Linked DNA regions of Homo sapiens: region 2 is linked to region 1. Evidence: chromatin loops called from intact Hi-C (ENCODE). Cell type or tissue: B cell. All regions are shown on one strand. Each heading gives the region's core, and the rest is flanking DNA. Links, peaks and the distances in the headings are about the cores only.

Evidence for each region. Peaks named below come from ENCODE experiments on the same cell type or tissue, not always from the same donor. Only the 100,000 strongest peaks of a DNase experiment are listed, where the experiment ranks them.
Region 2: a loop joins it to region 1, with 22 times the contacts of the local background. A loop is called at or near these places in 17 of 110 quality-filtered maps.

Annotation. Positions count from the first base shown.
Region 1 is chr18:58,760,765-58,770,671 of GRCh38, reverse strand. The region is part of intron 1 of LOC105372146 (a long non-coding RNA gene); the gene reads left to right. Among named protein-coding and RNA genes, the nearest start is that of LINC01926, 48 kb to the left of the region's middle. RefSeq lists enhancers at 1,751-1,900, 6,249-6,518, 8,640-8,689 and a silencer at 1,981-2,130. In B cell, for the core only: CTCF peaks have their summits at 1,879, 2,078 (motif pointing left), 5,972 and 6,172 (motif pointing right); DNase peaks (open chromatin) are centred at 2,051, 6,211 and 8,831; H3K4me3 peaks cover 492 bases; H3K27me3 peaks cover 2,799 bases.
Region 2 is chr18:58,489,087-58,498,993 of GRCh38, reverse strand. It overlaps ALPK2 (alpha kinase 2), which reads left to right. Exons shown (of 13, transcript NM_052947.4): 12 at 897-945. Among named protein-coding and RNA genes, the nearest start is that of MIR3591, 43 kb to the right of the region's middle. RefSeq lists a silencer at 4,976-5,025 and enhancers at 4,802-5,301, 5,302-5,803. In B cell, for the core only: CTCF peaks have their summits at 4,808 and 5,007 (motif pointing right); a DNase peak (open chromatin) is centred at 4,993; H3K27me3 peaks cover 2,066 bases.

The sequences.
Region 1 (9,907 bases), core at 1,329-9,328:
TTCCATAGGCAGCACATCCCAAGACATGTGTGTATGAAAACATTCTGGATTTTCTCAAGTCCTTTGGCAACATTAAATTTTTTGTGTGTGTGTACTAAGGCTGAAACAGAAGGACTGGTGGAAAGAGGATTGTTGGTGAATGCACGTAGACAGCCTGTGGTTGCATTGATAAGCCTTGTTAAAGTATTCATGTGAAATTTTACTGTCAAAATGGAGAGATTTAGGGCAATTCTAGGTCCCCAAGACCAGTGACTCTGACATTATTCAAAGTTGACGGACTGGGCTAGGTGCAGTGACTCCCACCTGTAATCCTAGCACTTTGGGAGGTCGAGGCAGGAGGATTGCTTGAAGCCAGGATTTTGAGACCAGCCTGGGCAACATGGCAAAACCCTGTCTCTACAAAAAATGTTAAAATTAGCTAGAGCATGGTGGCATGCACCTGTAGTCCCAGCTACTCTGGAGGCTGAGGTGGGAGGATGGCTTGACCCTGGGAGTTTGAGGCTGCAGTGAGCCATGATTGCACCACTGTGCTCCAGCCTGGGTGACAGTGTGAGACCCCATCTCAAACCAAAACCAAGAAAAAAATTAGCAGACTCACCCTTCCACAAGCTTCTGAGCCTCCCAGAGTGGGAACTGGCTCAGTCTATACAGCTCCCAGCACAGCATCAGGCAAGGGTGCCATCATAAGCCATGTTATTGGAGCCAGTCTGCCTGGGTCCAAATCCAGGCCCCACCATTTACTTCCCCTGTGACCTTGAGCAAGCCAGCTAGCCCTCAGGGCTTTGATTTTCTCCTCTGTAAAACAGGGATAATAGCAGCATTTCCACTGCAAAGACCTGAATGAGTAAAATGGTTAGCACTGTGCCAGGCTCATAGCGCTCTGTAAGTATTAGCTGTTATAATTATTAGGGGTTCAAGTTCTGTCTTGCTCAGCTTTCCAGCTCATTGAAGGCTAAAGACCCAGTGCATTAATTGCTCAAAAATTTGTCGTAATTGCTTGGAACTTTTCATTTACATCCTGCAAAGATTATTTCTGCCATAACATTGCAAAGTTTTCAAATAGCCTTGTTCCCGTTTCTGAATATGGGCAGGGATCCCTTTGGGGTGCTCACTGACCACTCCCAGATGAGCCATGGGTTCTGTCTGGGCTGTGTATGGGGAGGGCGTGGAGGGTGGCATGACGGATGTACAGAGTGGAAGCCCTCAGGACAGAGGTGCCCTGGAAAGTTCGTAAGGCACAGCGGCTGCAAAACCTCTCACGCCCACCTTAGAATTCCCAATGTACTTTCCTCAGTCTCCAGGTCTGTCTTTTCCTTATAGTGTTTCTCAGTGTCTCATTCTGTACGTGAGAAATCCCAGTAAAAATCGAGAGTGGGAACAATGCAAAATAGAACTGTATACTTAAAAATGGTTAACATGGCAAATGTTATGTTTTACAAGAATTAAAAATAATAGTTAAAAAAGCCGCAATTATAAAAACAAAAAACTAGAGTAGGAGGGACCTAGGGACCTCTATTCATGATTTGACATCCAGTTTGGAGAGGCCAGAGTCAGGGAAGCTCCCTGCCAGGATTTCAGTCCTTTTTGTTTTTCCCTGCTGGGTGGGTAGTTTTCAAAACTCCGCTAGAATCTAAACGCTTTTGCTTCCGTGCCCTGCCCCCTGCCCCAGGGGCCCCAGATGGGTATCTGGTTGACTGTTCTCAAGGCAGGGGCCTCCCTCCCAGGAGATTCGGTGGAGCTTTTTGATATTTCTCTGCCCTTTGGCAGCATCACAGGCATGGGCATGGGAGAGGAGGGAGCCGGCCACTTGTCCTGGCCTGTTGATGCATGCCCGAGTCTGGCTGTCATCCCAGCCGCGCTGGCTGCTGTCCCTCGGTCTTCCTGAGGGCCCCCAGGCCTTCTAGGTATTGTATTGAGCCACGAGCTGGACGGGGAGGACCTGGATGTGCGTGGGAGCTCGCGGGTGGGTGAGAGCGCACCACTGCTCCGTGCGCTGCGCAGCTGCAGGGCCCCGGGCAGGTGCAGACGGCGCTCAGACCGGGACGAACGCAAGCCTGTGCTGCCCTCTGCTGGGTACCCAGCTCCCGGCCGGCCCCGAGCTCAGAAGGCGAAGGGAGACCCAAGGCCAGGCTGGGGCCCACGAAGCCGGGCTCCTCTAAGGGGTGCACCCAGCTCCCAAGGCCCCCGGGCGGACTTCGAGCAGTCCCCGCGCGGGGGCCCCAGGGTTTCTCGCTGGGCCCATCATGCCCTCTGGGCTAGGTGGCCAGGACTGTGCTCTCTTGCCTAGGGACCGGGTGAGCTCGAACTGTCCCCATGGGGCGGCTGCGGCTCCTGCAGGCTGTGCCGTCCTGGGCTCCTTTTCCGACATTGCCACCTGCCCCATTTCCTTTCCAAAGCAGAGGTGTAGGCGCCTGCCCACTATCAGTCCCTCTTTGTTGCAAGAGGCTCTGAAGGGCCCTCCCGCCTCCAGACCATTCATTCCCGTCTGACTCTGCAGCCAGACAGATCTTTCCAGAACATTAATCTGATTCTGTCATGCCCTGGCCTGACCTCCTTCAAAGTCTGCCAATTGCCAAGAGGGTCATTACAAAACTCAGCATGAAATACAAAGGACTTCAGATCTGGTTCCTGCTTCTCTTCCACCTTTTAACCCCCAGCATTATGGTCTCTTATGTCTGTCATCTTCCTGTCGAGACCAGAGGCCTTGCGCTCTGGAGCCACACAGCCGGAGTCCTTTCCCAGCTCTACTATTTGCTAGCTGTCTGACCTTGGCCGAGTTTCCTCTCTCTCTCTCTCTCTCTTTTTTTTTTTTTTTAAGATGGAGTCTTGCTCTGTCGCCCAGGCTGGAGTACAGTGGTGCGATCTCTGCTGGTTGTAACCTCCGCCTCCCAGGTTCAAGCAGTTCTCCTGCCTCAGCCTCCCAAGTAGCTGGGATTACAGCTGCACACTACCACGCCTGGCTAATTTTTTTGTATTTTTAGTAGAGATGGGGTTTCACCATGTTGGCCAGACTGGTCTTGAACTCTTGACCTCAGATGATCTGCCTGTCTTGGCCTCTCACAGTGCTGGGATTACAGGCGTGAGCCACCTCGCCAAGCCCCAGAGTTTCCTCTCTTGCCTCAATTTTTCATCTATAAACTGGGGATGATAACAGTAATATGCTTCATAGGGTTGTTGTTAATATTATTTGTATATAGAATATATAAATATATGCAAAGCACTTAGAATAGTATCTGGCACATAGTAGGCACTTTATAAGTGTTAGTCAAGATTATTCACTGAAAATGTGGGGTATCTCAGTATGTTGCCCAGGCTGGAGTGCAGTGGCTGTTCACAGGAGTGGTCATGGCTCACTGCAGCCTCGAACTCCTGGCCTCAAGGGATCCTCCTGCCTCAGCCTCCCTAGTAGCTGGGACTACAGGCACGTGCCACTGTACTCACTGCAACGTCTTCCCTTTGACTTCAACTTCTCCTGTTCATCTGATGACTTGAATAGCCATTTGAGCAACCTATCCAGCAACCTCAGATCAGTTCCTCGATCTGAATCCCAGTGACCTTCACTTCCAATTTACTCAATCCACCCCCACTCATGACCACCCCAGAACTGGCCAGCACTTACACTAGCAGAAGTGTTTTCGAAATCTTACACTTCAGTATTCCACCTTCTGACAACGCCCACCTATCCTTCCAGGTATCGTAATGTAAATGATTTTTTATTTGCTCATTTTCTTTCCAGGTTATCCAGTTTTTTTGCCTCTCCTTTTACTATCAGATCTTTCTAGCTTTTAAAAATTTTCCTGAGTGTATACATTACTGATCCCTTGAACTTTTTTCAAGTTCTTGAACTCTCTTGCACATCCATTCCCTCATTTATTCACTCAGTAAACATCCACTGAGCGTCAGGGACTGTGTCAGGGACGAGGACACATGATGTCTGCCCACAGAGCTTAGAGTGAAAGAAGGCAAAAAACACGTTCACAATTATACAACTTTGCATGAGAAAAATGCTGGGAATGAAAGCAACAGGCTGCCAGGTTGGAGAATAAAGTGGAGAACTGCAAGAGGAGAGTCTTCAGGGATGGCTTCAGAAAAGGTTCTTTGAATGTCACCAAATTGAGGCCATATGGAAACATTGACGAGGATGGTTTTTTGTTTTTAGGAGAAAAGTGTTGGGATTGAAACACTTTCAGAGTTAGTAAAAGTGGACTGGGTGCAGTGGCTCTGATGCCTGTAATCCCAGCACTTTGGGAGGCCAAGGTGGGTGGATCCCTTGATTCTAGGATTTGGAGACCAGCCTGGGCAACACAGTGAGACCCCATGTCTACAAAAATTTAAAAATTAGCCAGGCATAGTGGCACATGCTTGTGGTCCCAGCTAATTGGGAGGCTGAGGTGGGAGGATCTCTTGAGCTCACTGTGATTGCGCCACCGCACTTCAACCTGGATGACAGAATAAGACTCTGTCTAAAAAAACAGAATTAGTAAAAGTGACAAAGTAGAGATACAAGTAGAAATAGAGATGGCTCACCTAGGCTCTGTTTTGGCAGTTTAGAGAGGGGAAGCAGAGAAAATGGCAGATACTAGAGCAGGCAGGACTGGCTCCTTGTTAAAAAATTATTAAGAATTTAAAAACAGTGACGGCAGAATATTAAACCAGGCACAGGGTGCTGTGTGTCTGTAGAGGTCTCATGCCCACGAAGCTGGCTCTGACAGCATGCCTGTGTGCCAGTGAGAATAATTGGTCAAAATGAGGCATATTGATCATATTAGAGGGGAGATAACCAAAGAAATGAAATTTAGGAAAGACAAAAAGGAGATGGAGAGGCTGGGCATGGTGGCTCACACCTGTAATCCGAGCACTTTGGGAGGCTGAGATGGGAGGATCACTTGAGCCCAGGAGGTTGAGACCAGCCTGGGTGACATAGCAAGACCCTGTCTACAAAAATAAAAATAAATTAGCTGGGCATGGTGACATGTGCTTATAGTCCAGCTACTCGGGAGGCTGAGGTGGGAGGATTGCTTGAGCCCAGGAGGTTGAGGCTGCAGTGAGCTATGATTATACCACTGTACTCTAGCCTGGGCTAGAGAGTGAGAACCTGTCTCTAAAAGAAAATAAATAAAAGGGGATGCAACCCAGAGTCTACGTGGAGGGGTTAGACAGGAGTGACAAGTCCTCCATTGTAACAGGAAGAAAGAAAACTATCGATGCAAGAGGGTTAATAATACGCTGTGATGGCTTCAGTTTTTCAGTGACGGGTGAAGCAAGGCTCTCAGGAGTGGGAGGGTAGGAGGAGAAGGAGAATGAGGGGCTTAAGTAGAGAGAAGTGTGTGGAAGTTGGTGGGGGTTGGAGTTTTGCCAGTTGAAAGTAAAAGAATGGATCAGGGGAGTTGGTGTTTGTGAGAGCGAATAGACGAAACAAAGAATCTGGTTAGACAAGAAAATAAGTCGAGATTTGAGTGAAATAAGAGGGGTCAAGTGTTAGCATCTTGATTCTGGTGACTTGTGATATTGAAGGGGCACTTGAGAAAGTGGGCTGAAAGATAGGGCTTTGTAATCAGAGAGGACAAAATTTAAATCCATGATTTTGGAAGAGTGTAATTTTTGTGATGACAAGGTCCAGGATATCTCTTGGGTGGTGTATGGTTGGGTTACAAGAAGTCTCTGTGGATGAGGAAGCCAAAGAGCCAAGAGAAGAATTGTGTGGGTCATCAACGTGGAGTTGAAATTACCAGGAATGATGAGGGCATAGGATGGAGCTAAGCTTTCAGGTCAAGTGCTAAGTCTTCACTCTTCTCTCAAGATGGGAAAATAATGCACCATTAAAATTATTTTTTCTGCTAGGCACGGTGGCTTACACCTATAATCCCAGCACTTTGAGAGGCTGAGGTGGGAGAATTGCTTGAGCCCAGGAGTTTAAGACCAGCCTGGGCAATATAGCAAGACCCATCCCTACAAAAAATAAACAAAATTAGCGGGGCATAGTGGAGAATCACTTGAGCCCTGGCGGTCGAGGCTGCAGTGAGCCGTGATCAAGCCACTGCACTCCAGCCTGGGTGACAGACACCCTGTCTAAAAAAAAATTTTTTTTTCTTGCAACAGCATTTCTAAGTTTTGCGAACTCCTCTCTCCTCCCACTTCATTAGAGAGATCAAATCTCCGTGGGACTGAAGGGGGCACAGTTCTTCCTTTGAGCCAGGAGGGGGAGCAAGAGACTGCAACAGAAGGCTCTGAATCTAAACGAAGCCTTTCGGAAGACAAAGGGGTGGATCACAAAGGAGCTTGCGGTTCCCCTCCGCCTTTCTGCATTAGTTTCCTAGGGTTGTTCTAATAAATTACCACTAGCTTGGGCCTTACAATAGTGGGCATTTATCCTCTCATAGCTGGAGTGCAGTGGCTCCACCTCCTGGGTTCCAGCAGTTCTCCTGCTTTAGCCTCCCAAGTAGCTGGGACTACAGGTGTGTGCCACTGCACCTGGCTAATTTTTGTATTTTTAGTAGAGATGGGGTTTCACCATGTTAGCCAGGCTGGTCTCGAACTCCTGACCCTCAAGTGATCTGCCTACCTCAGCTTCCTAAAGTGCTGGGATTACAGGCGTGAGCTACCACGCCGGGGCCAATGATTTGCTTTTTTAAAAAAACAAAAACCAAACAGCCTCAGAAATTTTGAACTACTTTCTCTAAAAGAAACCAGCTTTATTGAGAAATAATTCACATGCCAGACATTCACCAATTTAGTATATTTGTAGATCATTGATCATCACAATCAATTTTAGAACATTTTTTTATCACCCTAAAAGAGTCCCCATACCCATTGGCAGTCCCTTCCGGTTTCTCCCACCTTCCCGGGCCCCCAGTCCCTGGTAGCCTACCCTATCACTAGAGATTTGCCTTTCCTGGACTCTTCACAGAAATGGAGTCAGACAGTAGAAATGCAGTCTTTTAAATTATTTATGGGCCGAGCTGGGCGCTGTGGCTCACGCCTGTAATCCCAGCAATTTAGGACGCCAAGGTAGACAGATTACTTGAGGTTAGGAGTTTGAGACCAGCCTGGCCAACATGGTGAAATCCCGTTGCTACTAAAAATGCAAAAATCAGCTGGGCATGGTGGTGCACACCCCTAATCCCAGCTACTGAGGAAGCTGAGGTAGGAGAATCAATTGAACCCAGGAGGCAGAAGTTGGAGTGAGCCGAGATCATGCCACTGCACTCCAGCCTGGGTGATAGAGTGAGATTCTGTCTCAAAAATTAAAAAAAAAAAAGATTTATGGTGAACAGCGGGTTAGATGTCATTCTTTTGATTTTAGGGTTGTATTCAAGTATAAGACTCATTCTTTTCACAATGAGCGGTTAGAGCAGCAAAGCTGTAGATATCTGAAGACTTTGAGAGCTTAGGGAATAGGAGGATCATCTGGGGTCCCCCCTTTCTCTCTCCTTCCCCCGCAGCCCTCTCCTTTGCCACCAGCAGCCGAGAGAACAGTCTTGGGGGAAAGAAAACACAGAAGCTCAGTGCTGCGGGGAGAGGGGAATGAAGGCGTGATAAGAGACATGCGGGGGCTGTTCCTGGCTCGCTCACCTCCTTGTCCTCTTCCTCACCGAAACCACAGAGTCTCCCCCAGCCTTGCAGCAGAAGTGTGGTCGTGCCTCTGCAGTAAGCTGGGTGTAGGACTGGCTGGCCAGCATCTGCAGTCTATGCTGAGTACCTGTGCCTGGGTGACCCTTCCCCCGCGACTCCAGTGTGACCTTCCTTCCCAAGCCTCTTGTTGCCCTGGGGTCTTCCACATTCAGCTGTGTCAAGCTCAGGGAATACAGGAGGAAAATGGGATCGCCTCAAAGTTAGGGGCTGGGGGATGAGTTGCCGCAGGTACTAACAGGCAAACCTGCCCTGTTCCTCCAGCCGGGTGCCAGTGGTAGTTGACAGGGAAAGGGCCCTTGAGGAAGAGAGCAAGTGGGGAGAGAGAGGGAGAGACAGAGAGGATGGAGAAGTTGGAGGTCTCTGTGGTGGCCCAAGGGGGCAGTGGGGCCTGGAGGAGGTGGTTGGGCATCTGCTCCCACTAACCCATGGGCCACCTGGTCCCTTTGCCACGGACCCTGCTATGGGCAGCCATGGTGGGGTGGAGGCGTGTCCCTGGCACCCCCATGTCTCCCCGCATGAGTTTCCTGAGGAACCTGTGGGCATCCCGACGCCCTCTGGGTTTCACCTGGAGGACCACTGCTCACAAGTGGCCTCTCCTTATTTCTTTGAGCAACTTGAACTCTGTGAAAAGAACGTGGGCTCCACGGAGGCCTGTGCCAGCGGAGACAGGAAACATCACCGCTGTTTTCAAGATGGTTCCATTCACTCTTTGTCCTAGTGACCCTGTACTCAGCTCCCATTGTGATGGCTTGGGCGGGGGGATGGGCATGTTTTCTGGATAGTTCCACTGCCTCTGCCCCACTGCATGCAAGCCTGGTCAGCCTGGTGAGGGAGGGCATGCTCAGGCCCCCACCAGCCCCGGGCCTGCTGTCCTTCAGTGGCCTGTGTTCTGAAGACACAGGTGCATCTCTGTCACCCACTACCCACCAAGTCACAAACACCTGGGGCGGGAAGGAAGGTAAATGTTCCTCAAGGGATAGTGTGTATATGAGGGTGGGGTGCGTGGCTGGGAGGCGCACAAATGGCAGCATCCACTTAGGAGCCTGTACCCATCTTCCAGCAGGTCAGCACGGCTGAAGCCAGCAAATTTGTTGTGTTCTCTGGGCCTTAGCAGTCACGACCTTGGACCACGAGATGTGCCCTTGTCGCATTTATTTAAAGAGTTGAAATCTGAAAGGTGCATTAGAAATCGTTCTATTTATAGAGTCACTCTAAATACACTGTGGTGGAAGATGGCCAAGAGCTATTGTGAAGTGAAAGTAGGAACTGGAAAACGGTGAGCTCAGCATGATCTCACATATGCACATATGTGTACACCTGTGTGTATACATGTATAAAAGATATCTGTACACATGTATGTGTATAATACTCATACGTGTGTGTGCATATGTGTGTGTGTGTCCATATGGTCTGGAGATTTATATGCATAATACAACCGGAAGAAATATACACTGAAGAGATAGCATTATCTCTTGAAAGTGAGATTGGGATTATGTGGGGAGGGGAACTTTTAAACATTAATTTACGGAAAAGAAACGGAAAAATGTTCTGGTTCAGTCTAGCCAGGGTAAGTTTGAGACCTGGGCCCCAGGGTGACTTTCACCTCAACCACTGCTCTCTGCCAGTGCCACGCTGCCTGTGGCCTGGCCCTTGCTGTGAGTGTTTACGACCACAAAATTTACTTTTCCTGGAAGTGGTTTCTTCTGATGGCTGGAGAATGTTTATGACATTGTCCATCTCTGTTTCTCCTTAATGAAATTGCCTGGCAGCCGCGGTATTTTAGAGAAGTCTTAACCCCTACTCACTCTCCATTTAGCTTTCCATTCCATTTTCCATGGGAATGGCTGCTCTGACATCAGAATAGGCAATGGCAGCAGGAAGCAGTATCATCAAAGGTGCGAGTTTGAACTCTGGGGAGAGAGGTGTTCATAGGGTAATTTTTGCAACAGTTGGAAAATGCTCTACTGGACAGGGCTGGCTTTTGCTAAGAGGCTCAACAGGAGTTGGTCCATGTGCTGCATTCTCATTTTCACTCCCCAGTTACTCCCTGGGCCACCTGCCTGCCGCAGCACCTGAAGTCAAGTCACCAGAGGCTCAACTTTCTGGTCCATGTGTGGCTGTTTCTTTTTCTATTTATTTTTGTATTTTATTTATTTATTTTTTGTGATGGAGACTTGCTCTGTCACCAGGCTGGCACGATCTTGGCTCACTGCAACCTCCGCCTCATAGGTTCAAGTGATTCCCCTGCCTCAGCCTCCAGAGTAGCTGGGACTAC
Region 2 (9,907 bases), core at 1,112-9,111, 270 kb after region 1:
CTTTATGGAAATGAGAAATCATATGTCTGAAGTTTGGCTTTGAACTAAACACATGCCCCTTGAGCCCTGTGTTAGTCCATTTTCACACTGCCGATAAAGACATACCCAAGACTGGGTAATTTACAAAGAAAAAGAGGCTAATGGACTCATAGTCCCATGTGGCTGGGGAGGCCTCACAATCATGGTGGAAGGCGGAAGGCACGTCTTACATGGCAGCAGGCCACAGACAGAATGAGAGCCAAGGGAAAAGGAGAAGCCCCTTATGAAATCATCAAATCTCCTGAGACTTATTCACTACCATGAGAACAGTATGGGGGAAACTGCCCCCATGATTCAATTATCTCCCACTGGGTCCCTCTCACCACACATGGGAATTATGGGAGCTACATTCAAGATGAGATTTGGGTGGGGACATGGCCAAACCATATCAAACCCTCTTGCTATTGGCATTGACTATCCCAGGCCGTGCCTACTTTTCTTTCCATCATGTAAGGGTTTCCACTTTCATTGAAGAACGGGGAGCCAGACCTAAGCCAAAGTCACCGTATTTCTGGGGAGATTGCTTACGGGACAAGCATCAGGCCTCAGATTTTCTCACAGAGTGGCCAGCTCCCTCCTTGTCATGGGGTGGGTGGGCCAGGCAGGCAGAGGACTTCATTTCCAGAGCCGAGAGGGCTTGGGTTGTCTGCTCACATGAGACTTGATTCCCCCTAACTGCCACCTTCCCCATGGTCCCTGCCTAAAGCTGGATGCGTATATGAAAGAGGCCTCGAGTGTTTATGCAGGAAGGAGAAGGAGGATGAGCTGTCATTACCCCTTCCCTGGGGCTAGATGGCCCAACTTCCTGAGGGGCCCTGAGTAACACAAACTCCCATCTTTGCTTTCTCTTCCTGTAGGTGTAGGAATGAAGCTAACTGACGTTGGCATAGCAACGCTGGCTAAAGGGTGAGTAGGAAAAAATGGAGTGTGCATCAATTAACACTGGGCTTACAGACACCTTCCAGGCAGACACTGTCAGGCTGAGGTGGGCAAAGTGAATTTCTTGTCCTAACTGTGGATGACGAATGTTCTTGGAATGAATTCATTTCTCTCACTTACATAAAATATTTATGGACTTTGTTCTCACAGGGGAGCACATTTGTTTCTTAACTTTGAAACAAATGAGAACTCTTGCAAACACATTTCAAGATTAATAACCAATAGGAGTACCACGGGGAGAAAATGCTGGCATTACTTGGATGCCTTTTAACTGGGAATATTCCGTTCTTTTACATTTAATATCTTCACTATTAAAAGCTTCTTTGAAAAAAAATTTTTTTTGCAATTGAATGCAGTGAATTCAATTTGTATATTTTAAATTAATTTTTCTCCAAAAAGTATTTTAGGCAGCTCACAGACCCCCATGATGATAATCATAGGAGGCAATGTCTCTGGCAGAGCTGTGATTAGTTACCTGTTTTTGATGATGGCTTTATTTTTCTAATACAGAGTGGTGCTTTGCTTAGTGTGAGGCACACACAGATGATGCTATGATCACATTTTACTGGGGCATCTTTTTAACAAGCTGCCCCTTCCCACTTCTTTACTTGACTGCCACTGAGGAGAAAGCCAGCCATTTGTTGTTCTTGGTGAAGATGCAATTCTGTGTTGGAACCACCATCGCCTTTGCCCACTCCTGCTCTTCCTACGTACTAAGACCATCTGTAAGGGGGAGGAAAAGAGAGCTCATGACTTTTGGAGGGGATGGCTTCTATTTCAAAATGTAGGTTTTATTAGTATGAGGTATCGTAAGGTCAACAGATCAGGAGATAGTTGCCATTGAAAAGCTAGTTTGTTACTTGCAGCTGCCAAGAGGGGGCACCAGGCCACCAGGGGCCATCTAAGAAGCAGCAGGGCCAGTTGGGAGGCAGAGGAAGTGAGGGGAAAATGCAGGCAAGAATATTATGGTTTATTCGGGAAGGAATAGGTGAGGGAGGATAAACAGTCCTAGGATTGGCTAATTTGACATTTTCCAGCAGTCTCTGGGACATAGGGCTGGCCCTAGTGTCTGGTACCTGCACTGGGGTGATTAGGGCAGGTGGACAGTGGCCCCAGTATGAGAGACCACAGAGGGGGTATTAGGGGTGTGGCTCTGGATTGGTTGGTTTGCATATATATGAAAGGCTCTCTGGAAGGTGATCATTTACTCTCTCTAGGAATATGGCAGCCCTGAGAGGAGTAAAGTCTCTCCAGGGCCAGTAAGGCACAAGATGTCAAAGCATCAGAAACACAGAAAATAAAGTGGTGGGATGAATCCAGCTTCCTTTCCCAAGGCTGAGAACAACTTATCCGTGGGAGCTTTCTGGTTACTTCAGACCATCAGTGTCAGCCACGATCCAACAAATATGCTAATTTTCAGCTTCAATAAAGGACAGAGAGAAGTAGAGGAATCTGAAAAAGTAGGAAGGGGATCGCTCTTTCTTTTAACCTCCAGGTCAGTAAGTCTGATTCATGAAGTTCTCGCCGATTGCACAAAGCTTCCAGTTGGGTTTTAGAACCAGAATGCGGTTTGGACCTTTTCCCTGGGATGGCTCAGTGATGATGAAGTTTTATGTTGGAACTGTCTCCAGGCTTCTCCCCTGTGCTCACCAGAGACCTGGCTGGCATACACTTCAGGGAATTGGGTATGTTCTTGGGCTTGTGAAGACAGCGCATTAGGAGGGATTATGATGTAGTGGGGAGGAAGGAACGAGGGATTTAGAGCGAGACCCAGTTCATACCCTGATGCTGCTGCTTCCATTTCTCCTGATAGTAGCCTCGCTTCTTGGCATCGTAGGAATTTGCCTAGCCTACCTGATGAGGGGGATGAACGTCTATTGCAGTTTCCCCATGATGGTACCATTTTATGCCTGATGTCCTCACATCCCATACGCTTTAGCATTGATCCTGAACAAGTGTACCCATTTAGAAGATAAATTATATGGTGCCCTATTTATGGAGGCTTCTGGACCCCAGAAGGATTTTCCAAACGGAGCCTTCCTTTCCAGGCTCCATGTGTTCTGCAGAACCTTGCAGATGCAAGCATCCGCCAGCCCTAGTTTGAATCCTGGCTTCTCGTCATACCAGCTGTGTGACTGTGGGCATGTGACTAAGTTCTTAAAGTCAGTGATGTACAGCATGGGGACACTCCGGCTTGCCCTGAGTATTCCCCCAGTTAATCTACACCTAGCCCCTGAAACTGGAAGTGAGCTAGATAAATATTAGTTTCCCTTCGCTCCTCATGTCTTAGCCTGACACCAGAGTAGGCAAATTTCGTGCTGTTATTTAGAACAACTCTCTACCAAAACAAAGAAGAAACCTGCCCAAGAAGTTTCAAAAATGAAGATGGTCATGATTATTGAAGACATCTTTTAAATTCAAGTCAACAGCTTCCAGGAACCCAGACCGACTGGGAGCTTCAAGTGGTACATTTTTTCCCCTCCTGATTTAAAAAGAAATCCAATCCTTTGGTTTTGTTCTCAGCTTTAATGTGACTTATCTGGCCCGGGACAGCTGCCCAAGACCCATTAGAAGCACTGACGGCTGGAGCCCAGTGCAGAATGCTGTCTATAAAGTATTACTTACTCATTGCCTTCCCACCCAAGGAGAGGCCAGGGAGCAGGAGCTGGGAGAGGAGGAGATTCTGAAGTGTTTGAGAGCTTTGGCAGGGATATTAGATCTTCTTGTCTTTTGTTTTTTAAAAACTTTTCTTTAAACGTTACCTTTTTAAGCCACAGTCTTTTTCCCAAAAGAAATATATCTTACAATCACAGTTTGAAAAACTGATGAAAAGGTAAAACTTCTCCAAACAGAGCATAAGAGGTGGTTGAGAGACCTCTTTAGAGGCTCCTGGGAACCCCTCTGGAGTGGAAACCAGTGATCAAGCCCGACCTCCTCACTTCACAGGTGAGGAGGCATGGGGCATGGGGCATGGGGCATGGGGCAGCCTGCTTGCTGGCAGGAGTCAAGAAGTCTTTCCTGCTTGAAGTCAGCACCCCAAAGTGAACGGCAGATCCTCAATGCTGGGAGGCGAGGCACAATTGAAAAAGTTCTCCAGTGAATGTCAAAGCTGCAAAAGGGAGATAACTCATGAGGACAGACTTGGAAAGGGCTCAAGTTCAAGGGCACTCTGCAGACAGGAAAGTCCAGGTGGGAGGCAAATGAGCTGGGGAAGAAAGGAAGGCGAGCATCGCAGACTGCAGACAGCAGGAGAGAAGATGGAGGAATAAGGGTTGATCGAGCAAGTTCTCTTGATTCTTAGCAAGCAACTGTGAGTGAGCTTAGTTCATTCATGATGCAAAGGGAGAGTCGCAAGTTCTATGGGGGGGCTGGTACCTGGCAGGGTTCAGCTGGGGGAACAGCACCACCATAAGAAGCAGTGCTCCGTGTGTCATTTAAAAAAAAAAATTCCCATATGTCTCAATCAGGACCATATATTTGGCTGCTGACACCCCAGTCATGCAACCTGTTTTGCTGTCTTGTTCAATGAAGTCAAAGGCTATGATCCTATTTCAGGAGTAATTACTCTAATCTCATAAAATAAAATAGAGAATTGTCATGACTTACTCATTTTAATTCAACTTTACTTCATTGTATGTTCCTTTTAACAGGAGTATGTCATATTTCTCTTGGGAGCCAGAGATATAATTATGTCTGGAAACACATCCCCTGTGCCTCAGCCACCTCAATCTTTTGGCAAATGTTGAGTACAAAAATTTCAGGTTACAAAGTATGGCAAGTAAGATTGTTTTGACATCCAGTAATCCATTTTCTAGATAGACCCAAGATACTAACCCGTTGAACAAATTTCTAATTGGAAATTACACAAGGAAAAAAGGCCTAATTTTATAACTGGAGATTTGGAAACGTAACCTAACCAACTCCAGACCGATCTAAAGCCATGCGTGCAGTGGAGCCGAACTGCAAACTCATGCTTCTCTCCAGCCAGTCGGGGAGTTCCCGGGGAGGCGACGAGATTGCAGTTCAACCACCAGAGGGCACCAGAACCAATACTTTGCCCTTTGTAGTCTCCCCTAAAAAGCCAATTTCCTGTTGCCAGATTGAAATAAAACAAAGAAAAGTACCATTAGCAGATTTCTTCCCTGGCAGTAAGCATTAGACCAAAATAAGATTAATATGGACAGCCGTAAAGGACACCCCTCGCAGTGGCTGCCAGCCAGCCTTGCATCTTTCTACCCTCGGAGGAAGGAACGACGAGGCTTAAGGATGTGTGGCTTGTGTCAAGCGTCCCTGACATGGAAGCCAAATTCCCGAGACCCTGGACAGAAGCCTGGATGATTCATTCATGTAGCAGGAGGACAGTTGCCTTGAGAAAGCAGGCTCCATTGGGGTCTGCGTGCCTAGCTCTGGTCCTGGCCATGAACAGGAGAAAAGATCAAAATAGACTCCCACACTCGGCCAAGCTGAGTTCCAAAAGAAAGGCTCTGCCTTCAATGCCCACAAGCAGATGGAGGGGACGGCAGCCACCTGGGATGCTTTGCCCAGTCACAAGGCCGAGCCACCACCGTACCTGGAGAGGAAGCGCCAAAACAAACTTGGAGGTGGGAAGAAACAATCTAATCCGAAGAAACACGCCCCGAGAATAGGCTTATGTGCATGAGTGGTGACTCCAGGCAGACTATTTAAAGCAATGCATGAGTCTGCCAGGAGAGGAAACAAAGGGACATTGGAACAGAATTCCTGATGCCTTTAAAGTGTCTCATAGCAGGGCCATGTCACTATAGAACACCAAACATTTCAGCTGAGTCCCCAATGCCAGGCATCAGCGGACCAATCTCACAGGCCTGTCAGCTTGAGAAAGGCAATTTTATGCCCCAGATAGCTCCTGTCCCCGCCTGCCACAGGGTCATCTGTCCTGGAAGGCCACCTGCATCCCATCTTCATCCGGTCAGCCCATTCTGTAGTAGGGCTGGCTGGCCCGCTGGCTGATTTATGTGGCCAGTCTTTGCCATTAAGGAAGTTTGGAGGCTGGAGGGAAGTCTGAAGGGAACAGTGGTGATTTTCGCAGTTTTTGGCAAGGCAGACCCTACTATAGCAGTGCTCTCAGTGTATGGGGGAGTCTCCCAGGCCCAACAGAGCCAGCCAGGACATGCCCCCTCCATGGAGGGACTAGCACAGCAGTATCCTGGCCTCTACCCAGAAGTCTTACAAAGGACAGTTCTGTTGAAATGTCTGGAATTGGGATCCATGGGTTCCTCCCACTCCTGACCCTATTCCCTAGTTGTCCCTCTGCCCAGTCCATTCCCCAGGACCTGAGGACTCAGGGACAGGTGCTGCATCGCTTGTCATCCAGCTTCAGAGATGAATCTGAACAGAGAGAACGTCTAGAGAAGTCTGGTAGATTCGAGATCACCCCTGCAGGACAGACTGGTGGCCAGTAGGAGACAGAAGCACGAGGCAGGTACAGGGATGGCTGAGAGGGTTGGGGTGACAGAGCCTGAGTGGACAGCATGGGGTGAAGACCAGAATAGACAAGAAAAAGGTTATCACTGCCTTCAGGAAGGTCTAAGCCAATGTAGTGTCACCAGGTGGGAGCCTCATGACAGATCAGAGAGGGAATGTGCTGCCAAGATGCCAGCAACTAAACAAGTTTGTCGACTAAAGACAAGGAAAAGTCTAGAAGGTAGCCAGAAAAGGAGGTGTGGGGAATGTGTGCGTGTGTGTGTGCGCGTATATATGTCTGTGTGCGTGTCTTTGTCTTTGTTTCTGTGTCTGTGTCCCTGTGTATGTGTGTGCATGTGTGTCTGTGTGTATATCTGTGTCTGTGTCTTTTTGTGTCTGCCTCTGTGTGTTGTGTGTGTGTGTGTGTCTAAAGAGACCTTGCCTGTTTGAAGGCAGAGGGGAAGGAGCCTGTGGGAAAACAATGAGGGACTAACGGCGGAGTGATGTTCCAGAGTGGTGAGCACCCCTCGTGAGGATTCAGAGTTTGTCAATACGGAAGGCCCTGCAGCCCTCGCTGTGCAACTTGGAGCACACTGGAAATGTGGCTTTGCCTCTATCCACCCTCACTGCCACCCAGGGCGTCAGCCCAGCTGCTCCTCTGAATGGTGAATTCTCAAAAAGCCTGTACCTAGTGGGAATGCTGACGCGCTTCTCCCTCACCTCAATTACCTGCCCTGTGGCCCTGCAGAGGCTCCTGTAACCGCCCCACAAGTTCTCCTTGCCTGTATGCCTAGACAGGACATGGCCGATTTATCAAGATGGGAACTGCAACAGAGAAAGAGTTTAATTCACATAGGGCCAGCTGTATGGAAGACTGAAGTTTTATTACTACTCAAATCAGTCTCCCTGAAAATTTGGGGATTGGGGGTCGGGAAGTGGGGGTAGTGCTGATTGGTCAGGTGGGAGACGAAATCGTAGGGAGTCAAAGCTGTCCTCTTGTGCTGAGTCAGTTCCTGGGTGGGGGCCACAAGACTAAATGAGCCAGTTTATTGATCTGGGAGGCGCCAGTTGATCCATCGAGGGCAGGGTCTGAAAAACATCTCAAGCACCAGGCTTAGGTTTTACAATTGTGATGTCATCCCTAGGAGAAACTGGGGAAGTTTAGAACCTTGTAGCCTCCAGCTGCATGACTCCTAAACCATAATTTCTAATCTTTTGGCTAATTTGTTAGTCCTGCAAAGGCAGTCTAGTTCCCAGGCAAGAAGGGAGTTTGTTTTGGGAAAGGGCTGTTACCGTCTTTGTTTCAAAGTCAAACTATAAACTAAGTTCCTCCCCAAGTTAGTTTGGCCTCTGCCCAGGAAAGAACAAGGAGAGCTTGGAGGTGAGAAGCAAGACGGAGTCAGTTCAGTCAGATCTCTTTCACTGTCACAATTTTCTCAGTTATAATTTCTGCAAAGGTGGTTTCACTCCCATTTGCAGATAAAACCAGCACAGCCCTTTGGGGATCAGAGCTCTGGGGCTTAGGACAGTGGGCGAATCTCAGGCTGCTTATCTGGTGGGTGTCTACCTACAACGCCCCCTCCTCGGTTCTTTGTCTTCAATTCGTTTCCATTTCAGATACTAACGAATGGACTGTGTGCTTCCTGCATATTCATGGGGATGGGACTCATGCGACCTCAAAAACGGACCCATAGTAGATGAGTGCTTCTCCCCCTCCCCTGGGCTCTTCTCTGAGCTCTCTTCTTCGGGACTCCTGTCTCACAGAACCTCCTGGTTGAGGGTGCCATCAAAAGCAATGAGAGTAGAAACTGTGCAAATGTACAGGGATTCTAGAATATGTTGCCAGCAGACGCAGAGACCAGACTCATTGAAGGTGGGGCACCTCTGCCCTCCTCTCACATTTTTCTGCAGAAAGAGGGAACTTTTTGTATTCTTTTTTTTTTTTCTCCAGCCAGGGAGGCTATGAGGGAACATAGAGCCAGGGCTTGGTTTCTGTTGGGGGTAGCTGGGACTGTGGCTTCAACTGAGGCCTGAGGGAGGGGCCATAGCACTGGGCAAGAAAGGCAGAGAGTGCCAGGAACCAAGGGGAGGGGCTGGACTTTGTTCAGAGGGAGATGGGGCCATCCAAGCAGTTGCTTGGCCATGACAAGATCTGACCTGCACCACCTGGACCAGGCGGAAAGCAGGGGCGAATTGCCTGGAGGCTCCCCTGACTGGCCCAGGGAGGGGCAGTGGTGGCTCAGATGGCATTTGTTCAGATAAGTTGCTGAAGGTTACCTGCCCCAAGAGAAGGTCACCTTGTAGACATCCTCAAGGGGGACAACTTCTCTAGAAAACACAGATCTGGTTACACTACCACGTCCCCGCCCTCAAAAGCTCCATGAATTTTTAAAAGTGCTTTTCAAAGTAATTATGTGAAACAAGATTTCTGTTGTCAAGTAATTTTGGGAAACCCTAGGTTGAATAAGTTTAGGAAGTTTCTTTTTTTCTTTCTTTTTTTTTTGAGACGGACTCTCACTCTGTCACCAAGGGTGGAGTGCAGTGGCACAATCCTGGCTCACTGCAACCTCATTCAAGCGATTCTCCTGCCTCAGCCTCCTGAGTAGCTAAGACTACAGGCACACGGTACCACACCCAGCTAATTTTTGTATTTTTAGTAGAGACGGGGCCAGGATGGTCTCAATATCCTGACCTCATGATCCACCAGCCTCGGCCTCCCAAAGTGCTGGGATTACAGCTCCCAAAGTGCTGGGATTACAGACATAAGCCACCATGCCCGGCCAGGAGACTTCTTTAGTGTGAGACTTCATATGGTCTTTAAAGAGCTGATGTGTATTTTGAATGTCCTAGGGACAAGGAAAGATATTATTATTATTATGACTGTTTTGAGATAGGGCCTTTCTCTGTTGTCCAGGCTGGAATGTAGAGTCCTGATCATGGCTCACTGCTGCCTCGAACTCCTGGGCTCATGTAATCCTCCTGCCTCAGCCTCCCAAGAAACTGGAACTACAGGCATGCACCACCACACCCAGCTATTTTTAATTTTTTTTTGTAGGGGTGGGGTCTCACTATGTTGCCCAGGCTAGTCTCAAACTGCTGGGTTCAAGCAGTCCTCTCACCCTGGACTCTCAAAGTGCTGGGATTACAGGCGTGAGCTACCTACCATACCAAGCCTAGGAGAGATATCAGATAGCATTTCTCACAGCATTTACATCACAGAATTTCAAAGACTCTTGTGGGACTGTTGCTCATGAGAACGTATTTTGGAAACCAGCATGCCACAGGAGAAATGGCACGGCACGGCTTTGAAACATTTTCACACATCCTCCGACGGCATCTCCCCTCAGAACACCTGCTCTGGCTCACAACGTGCCTCTGAACCTTACCATGTTGTTCCCTCTGCCAGATAAACCCCAAACCATCTTTCCTGTAGGAACTCTTGTAGGAATCTGCTCGGCAGTGTGAAAATGGCACCCTCCGCGTTTCC